3 separate regions of the Mus musculus genome follow, and regions 1 and 2 are each linked to region 3. Evidence: chromatin loops called from intact Hi-C (ENCODE). Cell type or tissue: gastrocnemius. All regions are shown on one strand.

Region 1 (8,000 bases), 110 kb after region 3:
TGCTAGGTTCCTAAGTGCTTGCTTGCTTACTTACTTATTTATTTACAAACATGTCTCATGTAGCCCAGGCTGACATTGAACTTGTATCCTTCAAGATGGTCTTGCCTCCTGCCTCTGCCTCCCAAGTGCTGGGGATTACAGGGTCACACCACTATACCAGGTTTTTCCTAGTAGCCAGCATCAAATGTGAGGTGGTTTGGCTAGGGGCCAGCGGCCCTTCCTAGCAGGTGGTTGAGGAAGCATGTGGCTTGCTCATGCCGTCCCCCCATCTCCCATACGCCCTGCCCTCATCAGGCTCTCAGAGGCCAGCTGGAGATTAATGTGGCCCTCTGAGACATTTTTATATTGTCCTCCTTGAGTATGGCTGGGTGCCCCAGACAAGCCCAGGAAGCCTAGGAGGCAGCCATTTTGCTGTGCTGTCAGTGTGAGAACCTTCTAGGGCCTCCCCCAAGACAGTGTGGTGTGTGGAGGTGATAAGGGATGGAGTGAGAAGAGGTGACCACTCAAGCGGAACCATGGGAGAACTCCAGACCCAAACAGGGCTTCTTTTGTTTGCCTGCCTTTTAGTTAAGTTAGTTAATTAAGATGGGGGTCTCACTATGTAGCCCTGGCTGTCTTGGAACTTGCTTTGTCAACCAGGTTAGCCTCAAAGTCACAGAGAACCACCTACCTCTGCTTCTGAAGTCCTGGGACTAAGGGAGTGAACTTCCATGCCAAGGTTTTGTTTTGTTTTGTTTTGTTTTTCCTTTTGCATTTCTTTTTAAAACAGTTGTAGCCCAGGCTGGCCTAGAATTCATTATCTAGCCTAGGTTGGCTTCAGACATTCAGCAGTCTTCCTGTCTCAGCTTTCCAAGTGCTGGGATAATGGGCATGAACTGCCATGGAGAAGCAGGATAGGAAGAGATCGGCAGAGATAGGAAGTGAAGAGTCAGGCTATCTCTGGCCAGCAGACCAATGTTTCTATGGAGATGAGCTGAACAGGAAACATGGGACCAGCGGGAGGGGCAGTGGGAACCCAGTGGTGTTTGGGGTGGTAGTGTCCCTCAGGAGAGCTTGCCGGAAGATGTCGACTAGTCGTAACAGTCTTCTTAGGTAAACAGGGAAACTGAGGCCTGTGGCCACAGCCGTAGGCACAGGCTTGGCCTTGTGCACCCTGAGCAGCTGAGGAAGCTTGTTGTCCCGGAGCACCCGGCAGCGTGTGGCTTCTCTAGTTGTGCATGTAAGCTGCCATGTGTCCTAACAAGGGCTGCTTCCTTCTTGTCTGGTCATGCAGGTCTGAGACAGCAGGGAAGGCCCAGCCTTTACCCCTGACCAGAGAGCATAGCACCACCTCCCCCACAGTGACTGTGGCCTTTTGTTTTCTGGGTGACACAAGCTAGCTTCAGGGGTGTGATGCGTCTGGGTGACTAATCTCCTCCAGGCCGGGCAGCTGTCACAGTGGCCCGAGCAGACTGGTGGGGAAAGCTGACACCCTAGGGGAGAGCTGGCACACTAGTGCCCTGGCGGCAGCAGGCAGCTGGGCCTGCAGGTTCCACAGAAAATGGACCCTAACTCAAGTAGCCCACACTGGCTGGCTGTGTGACCTGGGCGTGCTCTTGCTACTTTCTTATAATGAAGCTGTGGCCGTGCCTCCCTCAGAGGCTCTGGTAGGATCAGTGAGGTGGTGGAGGGCTCACCCATGGTCTGGCACAGAGTAGCACTAGATGGCTGTGACTAGTGTGGGCCTTTCTCTAGCCCGTCTCACCTCCATCCCAGGGTCTACCATCTGCTCCATACTCGCTGCCTGTGGGCTTTGTGTGTGCTACCCTTGGTGCCTTAGCTTGCTTCTTCATCTGGTGCATGCTTCTCTCTCTCTCTCTCTCTCTGTGTGTGTGTGTGTGTGTGTGTGTGTGTGTGTGTACACCTATCTAACTATCTTTCCCCCACCCCCTCTGTGTATATGTAGTGGACCCATTAACTGTTAGCTGGATGAAACCAGCCCTCTTGCCAGTGTCGGCTCTTATGTTTCTGGAACTCACCTCCTGTCCAGTCTCAATGCTGCTTTGCTTGCGCAGTCCCCCCACCCTCCCACCCCTTGCTCACTGATTGCAGGAGCTCTGTCCCCTGGGCCCACTTCTTTTCTCTGCCACACCCTATACTGGCTCTACCGCTGCCTGCTGAGACCTATATCGAGGATAGACAGAGGGCAGAGAGCAGGTGCTGCATAGATCAGGTGGGCCTGTCTTCCCAGGCTGTGCTCCCAGGCAGCCCTTCCTCTCCACCACTGCTCTGGACTTCAGCCAGACCCTCGGCAGGCAGAAATTGTGTCATCCAGTAGCACTCGTGGATGTGACTTGGGCTTCCATGGCTGCTCTTTGGAGCCATCTCCCTCAGCTGATTGGGGGCTTCCTGCCATTCCTCAAGTGTAGAAGAGGTGTGAGCACAGGAGTTGGTCCCCGGGGCCTGGGAAGGAGGAAAGATAGACCAGGGAGTAAAGAAATAGGTGTCTGGATAGCGTGCATGGCCTGGTACACACCCAGGGAAGAGCCCAGGCCCCTGCTCTCTGCATAGACGTGTGAGCCTGAGGACAGTATGTTGCGCTGAATCCCTCCGTAGGAAGGCTTAAGGGGTTTGGGGACCTCACACCTTGGGATCCCCATATTGCAGTCTTTGGAACAGTGAGACAGAGTCATTCATTACCAGAAAGTTCTTAGAGATGTGTGCACATGGCATCTAGCATCAGCGTTCTCTTAGCCAGAACCTCTTGCTGTATCCCCCACACCAAGACAATAACACTCTTGGGGCAGGCCGTGCTTTTCCAATTCTCAGAAGCCCAGTCTCCCAGTAACTAAACCCAAGGTTTGGGCTGAATATAGGGATTTTATCAGGACTCAGAGCCTTCGCAGAGAACCCACGTTTAGTATTTTTGCTTAATTGCACTGTATCCCAGGAGAGGAACCCAACCTGTTCCATGTGTGGGCAAAAGGAAGACCAGATGAGAGGGACAGGCCCCAGAGCCCTTGTAGTCTACCCAGGCAGAGTCTGGGTCCCAGGTTACCTTTTGCTTCCATTTCTGGCAAGGCAGTTGAAGTCCTTTAGGCTCAGATCTCTGTTGTTTCTGGTGCCTGGGCAGGTGAGGCCCCATCTCCTAAGAACTCCTGGGGTAGAATTTAGGGAATGCTTGCAGGGAGCAGTGTTTATACTCCAGTAACCAAGCTTGGGTTCCCCTGCTCTTCCTGGTACCTTCAAGCTCTTTTCACAGAGGACAGAGGGTCCTCATCCCTAACACCTATGTGTCCCTTCTTTGCTTATGGGACACAGCTGTGCTTCAGCTTGGCCCAGCTCCTGACACTCCCAGTCTGTATGCCCAACAGCCCCTGGCATGGAGACCTTCTTTAGGAAGCATTTCCAACGAAAGGCACGAGGTCCCGGAGAGAGGCAGCGGCGGTCCAGTGGCGTGGGGCTGCCCACAGGCAAGGCTCGACGCCGCTCCCCTGCAGGGCAGGCGTCCTCTTCACTGGCCCAGAGGCGCCGCTCCAGTGCACAGCTCCAGGGCTGTTTTCCCAGCTGCGGGGTGGGCACGAGAGGTGCCAGCCGCAGGCGATCCAGCACTGCACCCCCTACCTGCAATCCCCGCTTCATGGTGGATGTGGTGCCTACCCTACAGCCTGTCACAGTTGGGGCCCAGCTTCTGGGTGCACCCCTGCTGTTGGCTGGGCTCACAAGCATGAAGGAGGAAGAGGAGGAGGAAGGGGTCCAGGAGGGAAATGAGACAGCTGAGGCGACAAGTGATGCTAGGCCAGGTACCCGGACAACGCCCTTCTCACACCAGGGCACCTGGCCACTGCTTCCCATGCCCCGCTGCCTGCGTCGAGCCTCCTCCCACCTGCTCCCTGCTGATGTGGAGTGTGGCCATACCCTTTGGGGCCTGCATGGTCACTATCGACGCCTCAGCCAGCGGTGGCCCTCAGGCCAGCACCCTGGTCTTGGGGGCCGAAGCCCAAGAGCCTCGGGCGCTGCAGCATGCCCCATGATACCGGCCCGTGTGCGCCCACTGTCTCGCAGACGCCAGGTAGCTCTAAGGCGGAAGTCAGCTGGACCCCAGCCCTGGAGCACCCTGCTTATGTAGGTATAGCAGCAGCCAGCAGGGCAAGTGGTGTAGCCTCCGAGGTCTGGCTCAGAGTGATGACTTTGAAGCTCTGCCTAAGCCTGGGGTAGACTACTTGGAGGTAGCTCCGGGTAGAACTGGAAGAAGGGCCTAAGAGGAGCTACATTTCATTAAGAGCCTCAAGGCGCATGAGCTGCTGTGGGCTTTTCTATCTTGTACTCTGTGAAAGTCAAGAGAGGCAGTTTTGCTGGGTAGTAGGGAAGGAAGGAGAGTCAGCAAGCACCTGGCTGGCCCAGGCTTCAGCTGTCCTCCTTTCTGTAGGAAAGCCATCACCAAGTCGGGCCTCCAGCACCTGGCACCCCCTCCTCCCACGCCCGGGGCCCCGTGCGGTGAATCTGAGGAGCAGATCCAGAGCACTGTGGACTGGAGTGTGAGTATATGTGTACTAGGCAGGGCAGGAGCTCAAACACTGCTCCGCGCCAGTTCCTGCTGGCTTCTCATCCTCCTAAGCAGTCAGGACCCAGGGCTTGTGGGCAACTGGGAGGGAAGCCCCACGTCTGAGCAGACTTCCAAGTGAGAAGCAGCAGTCTGTGAGCCAGGCTTAAAGGCGTTTGTAAAACAGGAGAGGAAGCAGGTTGTGGCTATGGCAGGCTTCAGAGGGGGATGATGGGTAGGGCAGGGGTGGCAGATAAGGACTGAACCTGCCCATCTCATGGTTTAGGAGTCAGCAGTGTATGGGGAGCACATCTGGTTTGAGACCAACGTGTCCGGTGACTTCTGCTATGTCGGGGAGCAGCACTGTGTAGCTAAGATGCTGGTGAGTGAGCTTGGTGGGACCTGCTGCCCCCTGGTGGTGTAGTGGGGTCTAGACCCGCAAGGCAACAACTGCAGTCCTTGGTGGGCACTGCTCCTATCTGGGTGGGTGTACTTGCTGTGGGCTGCTCCAGGGGGAGGGGGAGGGGGCTTTGTCTGATGACAGGTACTGGGACTGGAACCCCATATAGAGAAAACATGTTATTTGGTTCCCCTGAGATGATATCTAGGGTGGAGTTACCTGATGTCTCAGGGCCTTCCCTCTTTCTGTCCTACAGCCGAAGTCAGCGCCCAGAAAAAAGTGTGCAGCCTGTAAGATCGTGGTGCATACCCAATGCATTAAGCAGCTGGAAAAGGTGTGTGCGGCTGTTCAGCCATTTGTGCCCTCCCTTGGAATGCTGAGGTTCTCTTGATATGCACACTCACATGTCTCAGCACATACATGTTCCACAGGTTCAGCTTGCCAGGGATGACCGGGCAAGCATAGTAACCAAGCGTCTGAGTCAGATGCACACATTCGAACCCCATCTCCCCATTGGTTAGCTATTGTACCCTACTCTCTAGATTGCACATGGCCTAGAAGTGAGGTTCACTGAATATTACCTAAGGGCGTGAATTAACAGGTGGTGTCTAGCCTGGCATGCGGAAGGGGCCACCGTGAGCTGGGGGGTGGGGGTGGAGGTGGGGTGCAGTAGGGCGTGGTTAGGAGTTGCCGGCATGTGCAGTGCCCTAGCTTCATCCCCAGTTCTTGAAAAAGAAAACAAAATTGTCAAACTTTCTGGCAACACGGTGCTCACGCGTGACTGAGCTCACCCGTGCCCCTGACATGCTACCTCTGTAAAATCTTCCCCAAGGACCATTGAGTGTGTCTGGGGGTGGGGGGATGGCAGACTAGGGCTCAGGCGATGGGAAAGAGGCCTGGCATGGGAGACAGGAGCTCCTGGGCCTGCAGAAATCAGGACATCATGTGACAGGGTCTTTAAGAGCAGAAATACCCTGAGCAAGGCTGGTTTGGGCCGTCTTCTCTAGTCCTCAGACTGTACAGTGAGACTTTCCTGTGGCTCTTCTGAGACTGAAGCAGGCACTTTTGGGGAAAGAAAAATAGAAATGTATCACACACTGGGGTAGTGGGAGATGCCCACAAATCCCAGCATATGGAAGGCAAGATGATCTCTTCAAATTTAAAGCCAGTCTGGTTTATGTAGAGAATTCCAGGACAGCCAGAGCACTAATACATGTGCTCTGTGTGTGTGTGTGTGTGTGTGTGAGAGAGAGAGAGAGAGAGAATATGCAGCCCATCATGGAAGGTGACCATGAACCTGGGTTTGGGTTTAGCTTACTGGCTAAGGGTCTCCAGGGGCCAGTCTACACAGTCCACAGGAGGGATTGGTCCTGCTTTCACTTTAGCTGGAGAGCGAGGAAGCAAAAAGACGAACAAACTGAGTCCCCCACTTCCCACAGTATACATGGTGGACCTGGACCCCCAACCCAGCCTCTCTGTCCATGTCCCTTAAGTAAAAGAAGGGAAGACCCTTTGACTAGCGGTCAGGAAGGCTTCTGAGAGGGGTATCCATGTTCCGCATAGCTCTTGGGATGGTTGGGGATTCTGCTCGCCTGTGGGGTTGACTCTAGGTGAGTGACTCTGTCCCCAAGAAGGCTCTGACATTTTGGTGGTCGCTGCAATGTTTCACAGATCAATTTCCGCTGTAAGCCGTCCTTCCGCGAATCAGGCTCCAGGAATGTCCGTGAGGTAAGTGTCCAGGCCAGCAGATAGGAGCAGAGAGGCCCAGGCTCCTAAGGGATCCACTGCAGTGCCCCAGCAGTGCCACCAGGGGGGGGGGTGGTCAACCTCTAGGCTGAGGTTCTGGGTCACCCAAAGGGAAAGTCAGCTGTCCTGTCTGCATATAAGTGGGGTTCCACATGTGTATCCAAGGGACTGCAGAGGGATTCCTGTGGACTGAGTCCAGGGCTGTATCTGTCCAACCCCTCACCCATCCCCATGACCTTTCTGTCCTCCAGCCAACCTTCGTAAGACACCACTGGGTCCACAGACGACGCCAGGATGGCAAGTGTCGGCACTGTGGGAAGGTAAGGGCGCGGCCTGAGGGCACCAGATTCACGCTGCCCACTGGTCCTGTGGCTTCAGTGTGGTCACTGACAGTAGCTCTTGAATGGAGTGTCGGGTTTATTGTCACTCATTCAGTCCCTAAGCCTCCTGGCTGTGCCTTTGGTCTCTGAGTTAAGCAAGGGCATGAATTATTTTCTTCTGACTTAGTGACCCTTTGAGAGCCTTATGGCCTTTCACAACTCAGTTCAGGAGCTACTCAGGGAGTGTCAAGTGTGAAGCCCTGAGTCTGGCGGCAGGCCCCTGCCTCCTAGGACAGCGGCTTGTGCACTGCTCAGTACTGGTGCTTGCTCGCCTGTCACCTGCTTGTCTGTCTCCCTCAGACAGCCTCTCAAGAATGCAGGGGCTTGCTGGGCATGGTGGCGCACACCTTTAATCCCAGCACTCGGGAGGCAGAGGCAGGCGGATTTCTGAGTTCGAGGCCAGCCTGGTCTATAGAGTGAGTTCCAGGACAGCCAGGGCTACACAGAGAAACCCTGTCTCGAAAAACTAAAAAAAAAAAAAGAAAAAAAAGAAAAAAAAAGAATGCAGGGGCTCATTCTTCCATGGTTTTCCTGTGCCCTACATATAGTAGCCCTTGATAATGATTTCCTGACAGGGCATGGATATATCAGGACACTAAGTAGTCAACTTACTTTAACTTACAGACCTTGAATGGGCCTGTCTAGATCTGGGGGCAGAAGGAAACCTGAGTTAGGCAGATCTCCATTTTGTAGTCGGCTACAGCGCTCATGGGCTCCTAGCAAAGCCTCCCTGCCCTTGGGGCCCTGCCCAGTGTCTTTCTGTGTAGCCCTGGCTGTCCTGGAACTCACTCTGTAGACCAGGCTGGCCTCAAACTCAGAAATGCGCCTGCCTCTGCTTCTCAAGTGCTGGGATTAAAGGTGTGCGCCACCACTTCCCTGGGTATATTATTTTTTAAAATGTGCTTGGTTGGGGCCAGAGAAATGACTCAGTGGTTAAGAATACTGACTGCTC
Region 2 (8,000 bases), 51 kb after region 3:
GAAGGCATTCTCTGGCAACTGCATATGGACCAGCCTCCTCAGCGGCCAGACCATGAGCTGCCATCCCTCAGTGGTGCCAGTCACAGCTAATCTGAACCCTGGGCAGTGCCACTCACTGCCATAGCTTCCTCCTGTCCAGACAGTGCCTGGCGCCTGCCTCAGAGTTGGGCCACAGCATAGGAGCCGCCTGGTTAGAAGATGGCAGGGGTTGGCCAGGAACGTGGGGGACCTTTAGCCTACCCAGGAAAAAGTAGGTGGTTAGACTACCAAGCAGGGATTGCGGAGGTGGTATATGCCCTCTCAGGACCTTCCTTGGCTTAGAAGAAGCCTGCAGTGGGTGCCAGCTTATTTTTCCAGCATATGCTGGCACAAACCCCGCTCCAGTCTCCGTGACAGCCAATCCTCAAATCCAGCTGTGACTGTCCCAGTGTCAAACAAGCTAGGACTCCCAAACCTTCTCTTGCTGGGGCTCACATGACTCTCGGGCTTAGCTTGCTCATCTTTTAGGCCTGGGAGGGTGTGAGATGGTGAGTGTGGTGGCCGTGACTGTCTTTCTCCTGTTGTGTTTTTCTTGTTTTGGTTTTTGAGCTAGGTCTCTCTGTGTAGTCCAGGCTGGCTCCAAACTCATAGAGATCCACCAACTTCTGCCTCCCAAGTGCTGGGATTAGAGGTATGCATCACCAGACCTGGCCTTTGGTGGGGTTATGGTACTGGTGATAGAAGCCAGGGCCTCATGCATACATAGCATGTGCTCTAACCTCTGAGCGACATTCTTTGAATTGGTGTCCATCTGACCCTATCTGATGAGTTTCTCATTGGGCTTGTGTTACTGTCTGGTAGTGTCCCTCTATGTAAACTGGGGTGCTATGGGTGGAGTACTAATATACATATGATAGACCCTGTGCAAGACAAATCTCAATGTATCAGTTGTGGGGGTAGGGGTGGTTTGTATCTCTCATTGTGTCATGTCAGAGAAATGGAGATTCCCTGGGTGGAAGGTCCCTCCCATCCCAGCTCTGAGATGCAGTGTACACATGTGCACTCACAGAAGCAGCCCTGTGTATTTGGATTTAGGTTTCATGGTTAATCGTTGAATAAGGGAAAAACAGGTCAACCCAGCACCAGCCCTTCCTTGGCCTGTAGGAAGAGGGCCTGATAGGAGGTTAGAGCAGCAGACTCCCTGTAACTCCCACACCTGCCAGGAGGGCTCTAGGAAGACTTTATCCCTTCTAGGTCCAGAAAGGCTAAACAAAGAAGGAGCTGACTTCTGACCCTGACCGCTCAATTCAGGGGGAACACAAACAGTAACCCAGGAGAAACCTGGGCACACCACCTGACCATGCCTGGACCTCAGAGCAGAGCCAAGTAGGGCTCTCCATCTGGGGCCTCCTGAGTTCTGGTTCAGTATCTATGCCCTTTCGTCAGGCAGCCAAGAGCCTGTCTCTAGAAGACAAGTTCTTAGTCTCTTAGGGCCCCCAAATACCTGGATGGTGATGTTTAAGGACAAGGAGATCTACTGACAACTGGGGACCCAGAAGCCCATATCTCTGGGCAGTCTTAAGTTTCCCTCACCCAACTCCCACCCACACTGGACACAGCAGTGACTCACAGCAGTGGCCTTTGGGCTTGAAATGGAGGCAATTATCTAGTGATCACTAGGCAAGTAACCGTCCGGGAATGTGTGGGTCAGTGTGTTAGGGGACAAGAGGCGTCTGCTGCCCTCCCTGGGAAAAGAACGAGGGAAATGTGAGAGGATTCCCCTCCCATCTCTTCCCAGAGCTTATTTTCTCAGAAGGAAAGTTCGCAGGGGATTTCCCCCACCCCTGATCCCACATCTCAGTCTGGACCAACTTAGGTCTCTCCCACGCAGCACGGGCTGAATCTCTCTGGATCAGGGTTTGGTGCAGAAACCAGAGCACCAGTGCAGGCATCAGAGAACCAGGTCCAGGTCTAGGGGAAAGAGATGCACAGTGGCTGCTTGTACGTATACCACAGCTGACCGCTGCGTCCAGATATTTTCACTGTCTGCAGTGACCCCTTTGCAAGGGTTAAGGAAAGAAAGAGCTCAGTCTGTACAACCCTGGGAACGTCTCCTCTCACACGAGGGGCTGGCTGGGGCTCCATTCGTGCCACCCCATGGTAAGATTACTGGAAGGAGCGGAGGGGCAGAGCTGGAAGTGAGTTGCTCTCTCTCCGTTCGCCTATCATCGCGAGTGGCCACACGACTGATTAGGGTCGTGGAATTGCCATCTCAGCTCTGCCCCAGACACAAACTAAGAACTGATTATATCCCCCCTCCCCCGTGTAGCAAGCTTCCAGGTCTAGGATCCTACTCTGCGCAACCGCGTTCCTGGTCAGGCGGGCGGTGGCTCGCAGCCTCCTATCATTGGCCAGGAGCTTCTCTGCTCTCACCAATGGCAAGCGGGATTCCTGGGAGGGGCGGGGCCCAAGAGGCCGATTAAGCCACGTAACTGCAGCACTGAGCGAGCAGGGCTCCCTCCACCCCTAAAATTTAAAGGGCGGGCGGCTGAGCTGTAGCGCCAAGGAGAGAAGCAGCAGCCGGGGAGGCAGGGTGCCGGCCTGAGAGCCGGAGGTCTGGGGACCTCTCCTTCCAGGGAGTGGAACCGGCGCCTGTTGCCCGTGGCGGCCGAGAAAGAGCTGATATTGGCACAAGTGTAGGAAAAAGTCTTTAAGGAGGAGGGAAATATCTCCAGTGCCTCCTTCTCTGGCTTCCCACCCCCGTTGCCTGTACGGAATGGCACCCCCCCCAAGACTGCCCACCCTAACAGAACACCCCGCCCCCTCAAACGCTGGCGTGAGCCTTCTGTGAACTCCTGGCCACCGGCCTTCCTCCCCCCTCCCCCGCCCCCCAGCGCCACCCCCTATTTCCATCAGACAGCCTAAATATGATTCTTGTGTGTCTGTGTGAGCTGGAGGAAGGCTCTATAGCGGGCGAGAGCGACCAGGGCCAGAGATGGGGAGGTTTGAAATCTCTAGAGTGAGCTTTACGGGGATGGAGGGAGGTGGGTATAGAACATAAGGGAAACCTCCTTACCCTCAGTTCAATCCCAGAGCTGCGGAGAACCCCATCCGAAATACTAGTGACACGCCTTGTGACTGTGGGTAAATGGCTTGCTCTTTCTGGATTTTAGCTTTCTTGTTAGCAAATGAGTTGAGGGGCATAGACCACTGACTTTCTCGGGTTCCTGCTGTCTCACAGCATAACTGAGATGCCGGCTCAATGCCAGACATCAGATGGAAGTAGGCTACATTATTCAGTGAGCAGCTACTGGTGGCAATGCTCCCATGAGAGGCTGATGCGTCTAGGTGCTATGTGACAGGACCACCATCCACCCAGCACTCCAGGAACCTGGGACAGGGAGGAATGAGCGCGGGAGCTCCTCTACCCCACCCTGCCTGCCCCTTGGCCGCCCTCTTCTTCCACTTGGCTCCCACCGCTCCCAGCCTGCTGAGCGTTGGCTGTTGTTTCTAGCAGGTGGGGTGGGGGGTGTCTCACAACACCCGGCCATTTGAGGCCCCCTAGCAAGTTCATTCGGGCACCCCCAAAGAGGGTCCTCGCTTATTTTCCTAAAACTGGAAAACCTTCAGGGACCCCTAACCCAGGCTGGAGGGGGCTGGCTCTTCTCTCCCAGGCCCCCGGGAAGGGGGTTGGCAAACTCTTATCGCCTGCGGAGCAGCTGCTGGAGAAATACCGTGGCCGCTGACTCATGGCTCTTCCAGCTCTGTGCAACCCCCTCCCCTGGGCCCCACCGCAGCCTTGGAGAGCGCCCCACCACCACCATCACCGCATCCCAATCCCCGAGTTCGGCTGGAAGGAAGCGCCCCCAGGTGGGATGGCCTGGTTCTGCTGCGGATGTGAACCTCTCAATCATGGCCTGGGATGATGGTCGTTAGAATGGATCATACATCCCTAAAGCGTTTCTGTCTAGGTTCTCAGTTGTTCTAGAGACTTGTTCAGACCCTGAGCTCTTTGTACGGCACTGCCCAGACTCTACTGAACAGCTAAAACACTAGTGGCCTTACTCTGAGATGCAAGGCCCTACCCCTGCACCGCTACTGAATGAGTGGCTAGCAGGTGAACAAAGCATAGACTTGTCTCCAGGAATATAGTCTGGCATCAGCCAGGCGAGTCCCAAACAGAGAGGTGTGTGGTGTGGTGGCAGGGGAAGGTCTGGGTATTGAGGGACCATGGGCACGTTCTGGCTTTGTCTGGCTCTGTTTGCCCTGCCCATCAAATGTAAAGCAATGCCTTTGCTCCTTGGGGTGTAATAAACGGGTGCAAGGGCTGGGGGCGTGGCTCAGTAGGTAAGGGCTACTGCCTAGAATGCACAAGGCCTTGAGTTCCATCCCAGTACCTCGTGAAGGCAAGAGGATCAGAAATTCAAGGTCGCCCACCGTAGGGTATGGAGAAGTTGGAATACATGAAAGCACTTGGGGAAATTTAAGTAAAAAGAAAAATATAAAATAATGACGAAGCATCCCGGAAGAAGAGAAATGGGAGCCCAGAGTATACCAATGGTGTCTCTGGATTCGTTTTGCCCTGGAGTTTCTTGTCACACTTGCTCAGAGGGGAACCTCAAACCACCTCCCTCTATAGAGTCCAAGCTCATGCCTGAGTTTAGGGGCTGCTATTAACTACCAAGTGTTTCATACATACTACCTACCACATGCTGTTTTGAGTGCTTCGTGCACTCAACCATAGCATCCTCATAATCATATGAGGTGGGTACCAGGAGTCTAACCAACATTTGATCCCCATAGCAATGCTGTGGAGTAGGAGCTATAGAGAAGTTTTTAAAAGTCAGCAAGTAGTGGAAGAGTTGAGAACAGGTCTCTATGGTTCCAGACTCTTGCGCCTTCCCTGCTCCTGAAAAACCACACATCCATTGCTGAGCCTTATCCTGAAGCAGAAGGCACTGCTCATCCCTGCCTGTGTCCTAATAGTTCAGGACGCAGAAAGCCAATGACTGGTCCTGGAGCCAATCCCCTTCACAGTCTCCAGGTGGAATACAGAGCCTGGAGCAACCCTGGCCCAATCTCATTCAACCAACCAGCTAGTGCACATGAACAACAGTAACACTGTGTTGCACATCAATGACTCTTCAAGAGGAAAAAAAAGCACCTACTATGTGTTGGCCCTGGAGTGTTTTATTGATGATATGACTTTTCTTGACTTATGACTGTACAAGGGACTATCCTAAACCTTTACTCATATGGATTGGCTTATTCCCCACAATAGTCTTAGCAATGGAAACTATAATTAGCCCCACTATGCACAGAGGAGGTTAAAACATGGGTTAATTAGCTTTCCCACAATCATGGTCAAAGCTTTTGTCTGTTTATTTCTGAAAAAGAAAATTGACATCTGTACCAAGTATACATATAGCTGAGATTAATAGTTTGCCAGGGTTTTTACTTCAGTATGTTTGATGGATTCTGATATTTTCTACTTATTTTGTATTTTGTTTTGTGCTATTTTTTCTTAAAATCTGGCTATAAATGCCCACATGGACATGGGGCCAGTTTATTTAACTTAGACTTTATAAAGCACTTGCTTGGCATACACAAGGCCCCAGATGAAAATAAAAAACATACTTTTACCTGTATGTGGTAAAATGAGAAAGCACAAAAGTGGTTCCTAGGGGCTAGGAATGGCAGAGAAAATGGGGGCTGGGGAGAGGGGGCAGTGGGGTCAGGGATACGCTGGCAAAGGGGTTGGTTCTAATGCTTTGCAGTAGGGAAGTTGTGGTCAACAATGATTAATTATATATATCAAAATAGCTAGGAGACAGCATTTCAGTGCCCCACAAAAGAAGTATATGTGTTTAAGCTGATGGCTATGCCCCCTTGACCTGGTCTGGGCATTGTGCATTGGCACATGTAATGAAATGTCCAAGTCTGCCCCATAGATATGTACAGTTATTGTGTGTCAAGGAAAAATTTTCTAAGTATATTTTTTTAAGTTCTGGTCACGACCCACTGAATCGATTTCATAACACATTAGTGAGTCACCACTTGCTGCTTACACAGACTGAGTCAACAGCTGGAATGATTGAGGCCAGGACGCAAGCCTCCGTGAGGCGGCCCCACAGCCTGATGCCTCAGGATAGAGAACAGCCTGAGAGGGGCGCAGTAGACTCCTGAAACTCCAGCACTCAGAAGCCTCAGGCAGGAGGATCATGAGTTTGAAGCCAGCCTAGACTACTTAACAACACCCTGTCTCAAAGAAGCAGACACGAGGGCTAGAGAGATGGCTCAGCCATTAAGAGCACTTGTTGCAGAGGATCCAAGTCCAGTTTTCAGTACCCACATAAAATCTATCAGTCATCTGTAACCCCAGTTCCAGGGGATCCAAAGTCGTCTCTGGCTCACTCTTCAAGGGCACAAGGCACACATGGAGTGAACATACATATCCTCAGGCAAAGCACTCATACACATAAAATAAAATAGTAATTTGCATAAAATAAAAAGAAAAGCAGACAGGTACTGGGTTGGGACATAGCTCAGACTTGGGCCCCAAAACTCCAACTAGGGACATTGAAGAATGAAGAAATGACAGATACAGACACACATACAGGCTGGGTGGGGTCCAGTTGGGTTCTGTTACCATGGTATCCTGCTGTAACCTGAAATCTCGGTAATTAGCTACAGCACAGTGGGAGGGCTTCTAGTCTGAATGGGAAGACTCTGGACATGAGCAATCTCAGAAGGGTGCTGCAGTTGCCAGTCTTTGCACGCACTGATCAATAACTCATGAGCTCACATACTTGGGCTCCCAAGCAAAGCTTTGCCATTTCTCATGAGGCTTTGTCAATTGTCCCAGGGGTCTGAGGTCCTGAAGGCCTTGCTGTGGCTGTGCTCATGCCAACACACATTCACTAGGACTTCCTACTCAGGGCTTCTGTCATTCCCTACTTCAGTCAGTAAAATTCATAAGGACCTGCCTTAGCGCCCTTTAGCTCACTTAAAAGAGCATGGTCGAGCCTGCCTATAACCTCCAAATGGGGAGGCAGAGACAGGTGGATTCCAGCAGAGCTAACTAGCCTATCCCTACTTAGTGACTTCCAGGACGGTATCAAAGATCCCATTGGTAGGAAAGGCTGGAGAAATGGCTCAGAAGTTAAGACTGCTGGCTGTTCTTGCAGAGGACAGGTTTGGTTCCCCGTGCTCATATGTGGGCTCACAATTATCTGTAACTCCAGTTCCAAGGGATCCAATGCCCACTTCAGACTTCCACAGACAACAGGCATACACAAGGTGCATAGTCATACATGCAGACAAAACACTCAGATGTCTAAAATAAAAATAAATAGCTTTCTCCCCCCCCCCCAAAAAAAATCAAGGTGTGTGGAACCACAGAATTACAAGGTTTCCTGGGCTACATTGCATTTACTGAACCCTATGTTCTTCATAGATAGTATTTGTGACTTTTGCCCTGTATGTCTATCTGCATCTCCCTCTCTGTCTCTCTCTCTCTCTGTCTCTCTCTCTGTCTCTCTCTCTGTCTGTGTGTGTGTGTGTGTGTGTGTGTGTGTGTGTGTGTAGGCCAGAGGTCACCTGGTTTCTCCAGTTCCATACATTTTGTATGCTAAATAAGATGTGTTTCTACTTATTTAATAAGTATGAGTGTTTTGCTTGCATGTTTGTATGTGCACTATATGTGCTCTTGGTGCCAGTGGAGGGTCAGGAGGAGGCATCAGATCACCTGGAGCTACCTACAAAATAGTTGTTAGCCACTGTGTGGGTACTGGGAACTAAAGCTAAGATGGGTCCTCTGCAAGAGCAGCCAGTGGTCTTAACTGCTCAACCATCTCTCCAGATGCTAGTTTTTTTTTAATAAATAAAAAATTTAAAGGTGAGGAAGTTTGTGAGATTGTTCAGTGAGTGAAGGCACCTGTCTCATGTGCCTAGCAGCCTGAATTAGATCCTCCAACCCCACTTAAAGATGGAAAGATAGAAACAACCCACAAAGTTATCCT
Region 3 (8,000 bases):
ACAAAGGATTAGTATCCAGAATATATAAAGAACTCCCACACATAGGACATGACCAAAAGATGCACTGTCAAATAAACCAATGGCCAATTTAAAAAGGAGGAGAGGCAAATGGCCAATAAACAAAGAGAGTATGTTCCTATCTCTCTCACTTGTAAGCAGGGAACTGCAAATTAAAACATTGAAATGCCATTTCACACTCATGGGTTTGGCAACAATTTTAAAGTTTGACATTAGCAAGTGCTGGGGATGTAGAACACGGGGAACTCTCACATAACGAATGGAACTGTGAATTAGTACAACCACTTAAAACCCATTCAGCCATGCCCAACAACGCTGCCAGGTTCTGCGTCCTGAGTCCCGCAATTCTGCACCCAAGTATCTACCCAAACTCTGCTTTCAAACTCGGGAATGAGATTTTTAAAAAAGCTATTATAGCATTGTTTCTAACAGAAAAACAAAGTGAAAATGAGCTAAATATCTTCTAGAAGACGGGAAAAATAAAATGTGCTGAATTCATAACGGGTCCCCCGTCAGCACTGAAAAAGTATGATCAAGAAATACGTACATTAATGTGGGTTCATGCTGCCTAGTTTTTAAAAAAAATCAAGTTACACGATTATATATTCAGTCTAATAGCGTCTCTTCAACGTTTAAAGTAATTTTAGATGATTCCATTAAGTGTCTATAGGCACCAAGATATGGAGTAAAAACATAAAAGCGTGTGCTGGGAATGAAGAAGCCCCAACGTGCTTCCCAACGTGATTCCTCTGGGAAGGGATAGAAATTGGTTCAAAGAATTCCACCCAGATCCAAAGGATCCGTGCCCTTTTAAGAAACTCTGGATTGAGTAGAGGAAACCTTAAGTAAGGAAAGAGAGCATGTGATACAGACAAGCAGTTTTTGTAAGCTTCAGATTTTTAAATGCAATTTTTTTAAATGCAGTTTTTGTAAGGTTCAGATTTCTTAAATTGGCCTTTAACCTTTCAAAGGAATATTTGATTGAGTCGAGGTTGGGTTGGGTTGGGTACATCGGGAAGGCTGGGGGTCCTTAGGGTGGAGGAGGGATGAGGGAAAGAAAAAAGGTGTTCTAGGTAGAAGGAACCCAGCTATGGGAAGAAGGGAGCAGAAGGGGGCGGGGCACAGACCTTTGGCCACCTAGAAAGGTCCTGTAGTCCAGAAACATTTCACACCGCCAGATAGTAGAACGGGGGATGGGACACCCTTGAAGAAGAGACTCCCTCTGGAGTTCAGCAGAATAAGGAAAGGTAATCGGAGAGGGAGTAAACACTGAACAACTTAAATAGTGCTACTCAGGCAGGGTCTAAACTGGGATTAGTTTATGAGGTGTTAGAAAATGGCAGACCTGCTTGCTCAGGAAGATGGGGAGGGCCTGGAGCGCCAGGCTTCTCCACAGAAGCTGCGAGGCTTGGGCAATAGGGGTGTACGGGGCTCGAAATACAGGAGGATGTACTCGGGAGACCTTGGAGAGGAAGATGTTAATACCCAACGGAGTGAGGGTAATTCACAAGGTCACAGAGGGAGTAGCGTAGACTGTAGTAACCACTGCAGGTAGAAGCATCCAGGACGCATCGCGAGTGATCGGGTGGGTGGTGTCACCTTCACTGCGACGGAGAGTAACGGGGACAAGATGCAGCGAGTTGGAGATGCGTGCGTAGCAAACCAAGTGGACTTGCGGGGCGTGCTCCGGGCGCTGCGGGCGAGTGGGAGGCGCCAGAGACAGAGGAGGAGTCTGTCAGAGCGAGCACCAAGGGAGGAGAATCTGAGCTGAGGCCCTGAGGGATGATGAGGAATGGGTTCCGGGAGGATGCAGGGATGGGGAGCATTATGTTGATGCAGAGCAGCCTCCGCGCGGGTAGCGGTGCGCCAGGCTGGGCGGAGCCCGGACACCGGAGCAGGGGTTGGCACCTCCGTCCTCCCGGCCAGGCTGCGGTCGGAGCCTCGGGTGCACCCCGCAGCGGCAGGCGCAGGGTCTGACCCAGGGAGGCTTTTCCCAGCCGGGCATCCACGTAGCTGGAGTACCACCCGGCCGTCCCGGGCCACTGCAGACGCCTGGCGTGCGCAGGCCGCGCCTCCCTAGCCCGAGGGCCTAGAGACGTCACCGAGGCTCTGACGCGCGCTAACCCGGGCGCGGGTTTCCTCCCCGCAGGTCCCGGTCCTTGCAGCCCGCCGCCGCGTCCTTGGCCCTCCTCCCGGGATTCTAATTCGGGAAGACTGTTTGTCCTTCAGCTACTGATAAGGACTCGAGTTTGTGAATAATAATAATAATAATTTTAACAATTCCGGGAAAGAAATAACCATACTCGAGAAACATAATAATAATAACCAGCCCGATAGACCTCTGCTCCTGTGCTCAGTGCTCTTAAGGACAATAATGACAACAGTCATAATAGCCACAGTTTATTAAGCGCTTACTCTTCCATCGCAGTGTTAAGCGCTTTGCAGGCAACAACCCTCGGAGGTAAGTACCGTTATGCTCCCTATTTTTCAGGAAACTAGGGCAGAGAGGTTAAGTAACCTGCCCCAGGGCACACAACTAGCTGATGTCAATGCCAGAATCCCAACCTAGGCTGCCTGTTCTAGTGTAATCCTCGAGCCAATCCGTCAAGGTCGGGAGCATTCTCTCCATCTTAAAGATGAGGAAAACAAGGCACATGGAAATTTAAGTACCTTGCCCAAGGTCACCTAGCTGGATGAGGCAGAAAGCGAACCCAGGGCTCCTCTCTGTCCGCAGAACCCTCGATCTTGGCCATAGGCGATGCCATTTCCAAACCACCTCGGATAGCCCCGGCTTCTGGGAGGCAAAAGCAGCCGCTGGTGGATTTGGGTAGATTCCTGCAGCTTCCGCTCAGCTGATGAACCGGGTGTTTTGGAGCAGCGTCCTTGCTCTGCCTTCAAGCGTAGGATGGGGACGCCTCTCCTGGAATCCAGACCCAGACTAGGCTCGGCGATCCCGAGAAGGGACGGAGCGGGGGCGGAGGCAGCGGAAGGAATCCCGAGTCCCATTTGACCAGCGGCGGGTCTAGGCTCCGGATTTGCACCATATAACCAGCAGAGGGCGCTGCCGCTCGCGCATGGAGTTTCCGTCCCCTCTGCCTACAGCCGCCTGCAGTGGCTTTCCTTCTCCAGGTGACTGAGCCCACGCCGCATTTAGACCGGCTTCTTTAGACCGATTGACATTCGTTCAAGGCTTCCCAAGTCCCAGCCGCTTCGATCTTGTTTTGTATAAGGGGGCAACGGCAGAGATTCCACTCGGTTAAAAGGCCTAGGTGTTTGCAAATTCAGCTCGGTCTGGTCAGGTCTTCCCTTCTAGTGAGCCCGAGGGTGATTTAAAATGGAGGTAGACCCTCCACTTGAAGTAGATTACAAATATTCTTTCCTTTTCCAAAATGGCAGATGATGACTAAAGAGAGAGCCCACAGACGAGAGGGTCTATTTTCATAACAGCCGCCGCCTATTGGTCGCACCAGGCCCTTTTTAGACCTTGATACAGTATGGCCTGTACCGTGGGGATCATGATTCCTGTTTGATGTAAAGTCAAAAAACTAGTAAATAATGACACCTGGATTTAATCTAGGAACTCCCTTAATTAACAGTTACATTCCCAATACCCAGAATGCACAAGCAGACACAACTGATTGGAAGATATTGGTTATAATCCCAAATCTACCGGTGCTTAGAACCCTACCATGGAATCGGGGACTTGGCCAGCTTTCTGAGCTCCCCCCCCCCACCCCGAACTCAAATCTCTAAAACAGAAAAATAAAATATAAAGGTGGCCTGAGAGCATGAGCTGGAGGCTTTTTGCTCAGGCTTGGAAGAATATCCAGTGAGGCTCAGTCACTTCCTATGTCTGGGCTCTGAAGACATAAAGGTGGATCTAGGAAAATCTGAAACGCATGGAAGGGAAGGGGAAAACTCTTTCTGTGGCTTTTACTTTAAACTAAGCCTCATTTTGCTATTTGTGCTATATTTTTAAATTAACGTGGCTCTCCCCACCCTTGAAATTGGCACACAAATAGCAAAAACAGAAGGAAGGCCAGCTCGCAGCTTTAAATGTGGTTCTCAAGAAGGAGGGACCGGACTTAAAAAGGAAATGGGAATTAAAATGAGGTGTCTAATTCAGACAGACTTTCCACGAGGAATTTAGATCACGGCTCTTGTAACAGGAGTGTTGTCTGGGGCTGGGGCTGGGTCTGGGTCTTGTGTCTAAATGGGAGTGCCCCCAATGAAGAGGTTGAATCTTCCTTTTTGAATACGCCTGCATCTCTGATCATCTGGGTGTAAGATTCAGGGGTGGGGTGGGGCCCTGCCCCCTGGATCTGTCTCTCAGTCGTCTTACTTTTCCAGAAGTTTGTTTGGAAATTCAATCCAGGTGTGACCGTCAATAATCACAACCTTAGGCGTGGTTAAGTAGAAGGACTCCTTGACTATAGCATTAGCAGCTGGTGGCTTTTCCAGACAGGGAAGCCAGTGAACAGATCTCAGGAGACTTGTCACCTAATAGCTGTCTCTGTTGCACTGTCTTTGAGCCAGAAGAATTAGCCCTCTTCACTCAACACAAGAGAACTCAGGCTGTCCTCGGCTGCCTCCTGCAAAATAGTGGGCCTCTTTGTCCTTCTGGGTAACGCCTTTCCTTCTGTCAGAGCATTCAGTCCACAAACATGTGACGACAACCCGAAACATACATCAGCTATCGATATAGCAGAGACCCCAACGTGAGCCCAAGGCGCATGGTTTCAACTTTCCTGCCGCGCTCCATGATATTAATAACTTTCTTCTCCAGCTGGCTCCTAACTCCCATTCCTTTGGCTCATAAAAGCACTGCTACCCAGACCGAAACAGATCGGGCCATATTTATGAAGCACGACTTACAATGAAAATCCCAAACTGACACAGTACTCCGCTGCTGACAGGAAAATGCTACTTTAAACAGCATTGACTGCTGGGACACGCTTCCTAAATTCATTTTTAAAAAATATGCATCTTAGAATTAAGTGAGTCACAATAATCAGGGGAAGAAAGAAGACAGGGTTTTTGTTAACTCTCAAGATTGTTCAATCAAAACAGACTTTCACCATCCACACCCTAAAAAAGACAGAATATGTAAGGTAAAATGCCAGGTCCCCCCCCCCCCACTTTTCTGGAAAATCCATTAACATTGAATGATCTTGGCCTTGACCTATTTTAAAAAATGAAAAGAATTGAAGGTAAGAATGAGACTGTCTCTGAAAACGGGTGGATTCCTAATCTGTGCTGGGATTGGCAGCCAGAGATGTGCACGCGCCAGCGATGCTCCTGAGCTACTACATCCCCAGACCTCTGAGTGTTCTTAAAATTCCACCCCCGAGACTGCCCCAACCCTTCTAGATGAACACCATTTCCTTCCCTTTGAGGAAGGCAGCGGAACTAGACCTGGAAGAGTGAGGGAGAAGCGAAAAACAAATTTTTCTGCAGCTCACACATGCTATAGCCAGTCGAGTCAAGGACACTATATATGGGCGCCGCCTAGGTGTGAATGTGCGGTCCTGCATTCTGTTTGAGGCCCAAATCTCCAGCACACTGCGGTATGCCCTAAGACCGATATATCGTCCTACAGAGATGTTTCCATCCAGAGGGCCTCCTCCCTAGCTCAGGGTCTTCTGCATGTTCAGCTGCTCGGGGTACAGAGCTGGAAACTCTCCCGGTGCATTCCTGCTGGGAGCTCGCCAAGCCCATTGGGGAAACGTCTGCAACGCTTAGTCTGGGGAAATGAGTTTTGCACTTTCACAGAGTGTGAAATTCCTCAGGGGCATTCTTGTACTCGGAAAGAGAAATCAAACCCAGCTCTTTCCTTCAGGGTCCTTGCGGTTAAGAAAGTAAGTCGAATACAGATCAGTCTGTGGCCAGCGGTGCATGGGGACAGGAGCAACAGAGCTATCTGGCTCACAAGCTTGAGATTTTAGGAGCTTGTGTTGCAGGCGGGTAGACATAGGGAGGGGCAACCAATGCGCCTAAACCACCAAGAAGGAGCTCAAAACTGCGCTATCTTCCTAGAAACCTTGGCGGCGCGGCCCGCTGCTTGCTGTCTGATGCAACAGTTTGCAACGCGGTTCTGGGAGTGGAGGCCTGTGGTGCGGCACTCGGGCCGCTGACGCGCATGCGCCGGCTGTGTCCTGCCCCGCCCCGCGGCGGGAATCTTTTCACCAGATGTGCGGGGCGGGGATGGAGGCGGGGCCGGAGGCGCGAAGACCTTTTGGCAGATCGCGCTTGCGATCTGAGCCGAATTAGAGTTCTTCGCAGGCATTGGCTGACTGACCCAGTGATCCAAAAAAAATCACCCCAAAGGAGCCTGGAGAGAGAAGTTAAAGAGCTAGCTGGCTTTTGAGTCGACCTCCCTTCCCGAGCCTCCGGATTTCTGCTGCTGTCCCACCTATCCTGCCCTGAACATTTTCTTTGCAGGAGGGAACATGTCACATCAATATGTTCTGCCTTTCAGATGTCTGACGATCCAGATGAAGACGATTGTCTTCCATATACACATTCCTCCGGTATTATAGATTGTAACTGACTTCTATTTTATTAACTGTTTCTCTAAATTAACTTTAAATCGATTCTCTTTTTATGTACCCTTGCCTCAAGAGATAACATTAGAGAAACCATAGCCTGAAAATAAGCTCAGAACTATTCAAATAAAAATGTTTGTTGTTGTTAGCTAAAGTTGTCTTATCTACCGCATTGGGGGTGTCTGGAGGTAATAATAGCCATTGTGCTAAGGTTTGTCAATGTTAGCAGAACTACTCGAAGCATTGTACACCTTCTACGGTCTCCTGATGCCCAAGGAAGTGGATGTTCTCTGGGAAGCCCAGAGAAGTTAAGCAATTTGCTTGAGATCACAAAACTAGAGACGAAGTCCACTAGCCTGATGATTCTAAAACCTCCTTTCAAAAGCCCAATGCAAGAAGGACCCAAAGATTTCTCCCAATCCCACCCCTCTTTTTAAAACAGGCACAAATGTCAGGGTCTGGATGAAGACCTCCAAAAATCTATTGTCAAGGGAATAGTGGCATAGGACGGAGGGGGTTAGCCCAACCAAGGTTCTGTACTGATTCTGCTGTTAAGAGCTTGGGCCTTTTGTTGCCTTAACCGAGGAATCGTCCACAGCAGAATTTTCTTTCTTTCTTTTTAAAAGATTAGTTATCTAATCAATCATACCTTCACACAATTTAGTTTATTTTTGGTGTGTGTGTTGTCTGTATGTATGTCTGTCCCAGACGAGGATAAGCTGCCGCTGGATGACCACCCAGGCGTTTAAATCATTTGGAATTAAACTCCAGAAATACACCTTTAACTTATCTTTAGAACTGTTCCCACAATTCTTTCCAAAATTCGCCTCACACAGCCTTCTCCCTGGTCCCTGACTGCTTGGAAATCCCATAGGTGCTTCCAGTTAATCCATGCCTTACTGCCTACACCTCCCCTTTACCTGGCAAGGGTTGGGACATGGCTATCCATCTTTGCTTTTTCATTTTCCTCTCTGAACCAAAGTAACCCATAAATATATGATTTCTCCAAGAATCCTCTGTGTGTGTGTGTGTGTGTGTGTGTGTGTGTGTGTGTGCGTGTGTGTGTGTGTGTAATATGCACACATATTGACATCAGGTGTCTGCCTCAGTAGCTCAATTGTTCTCTCTCTCTCTCTCTCTCTCTCTCTCTCTCTCTCTCTCTCTCTCCCTCCCCCCAGTCTCTCATTGAACCTGGAGCTTGGCATTTGGCTAGAATGGCAAGCCCCCAGGATCTGCCTGCTTCTACCCCCTAGTTCTGGGGTGTCACAAATGCATGCTACCACATCCAGGTTTGTATGTAGGTGCTAGAGGTCCAAACTCAGATCTCCATGTCTACACAGCAAGCCCTTTACCCAGTGAGCGATCTTCCAATCCTCCTCTCCTCTCCTCTCCTCTCCTCTCCTCTCCTCTCCTCTCCTCTCCTCTCCTCTCCTCTCC

Evidence for each region. Peaks named below come from ENCODE experiments on the same cell type or tissue, not always from the same donor. Only the 100,000 strongest peaks of a DNase experiment are listed, where the experiment ranks them.
Region 1: a loop joins it to region 3, with 4 times the contacts of the local background. A loop is called at or near these places in 13 of 42 quality-filtered maps.
Region 2: a loop joins it to region 3, with 5 times the contacts of the local background. A loop is called at or near these places in 20 of 42 quality-filtered maps.

What each region holds. Positions count from the first base shown.
Region 1 is chr2:91,941,278-91,949,277 of GRCm38, reverse strand. It overlaps Dgkz (diacylglycerol kinase zeta), which reads left to right. Exons shown (of 32, transcript NM_001166597.1): 2 at 3,354-4,104; 3 at 4,409-4,517; 4 at 4,809-4,904; 5 at 5,179-5,256; 6 at 6,594-6,650; 7 at 6,920-6,988. The coding sequence starts at 3,362. It overlaps Mir6999 (microRNA 6999), which reads left to right and starts at 4,348; the gene lies at 4,348-4,408. In gastrocnemius, CTCF peaks have their summits at 1,511, 4,934 (motif pointing left) and 6,724; DNase peaks (open chromatin) are centred at 4,515, 4,931, 6,755, 6,929 and 6 more places; H3K4me3 peaks cover 3,201 bases; H3K27ac peaks cover 4,719 bases.
Region 2 is chr2:92,002,900-92,010,899 of GRCm38, reverse strand. All of the region lies in intron 1 of Creb3l1 (cAMP responsive element binding protein 3-like 1), which reads left to right. Among named protein-coding and RNA genes, the nearest start is that of Creb3l1, 17 kb to the left of the region's middle. In gastrocnemius, CTCF peaks have their summits at 3,853 (motif pointing left) and 6,123; DNase peaks (open chromatin) are centred at 193, 2,436, 3,474 and 3,738; H3K4me3 peaks cover 2,564 bases; H3K27ac peaks cover 4,592 bases.
Region 3 is chr2:92,053,698-92,061,697 of GRCm38, reverse strand. No RefSeq gene overlaps it. Among named protein-coding and RNA genes, the nearest start is that of Gm31473, 30 kb to the right of the region's middle. In gastrocnemius, CTCF peaks have their summits at 1,950, 3,060 (motif pointing right) and 5,540; DNase peaks (open chromatin) are centred at 2,584, 3,059, 5,628, 6,176 and 3 more places; H3K4me3 peaks cover 4,342 bases; H3K27ac peaks cover 5,768 bases.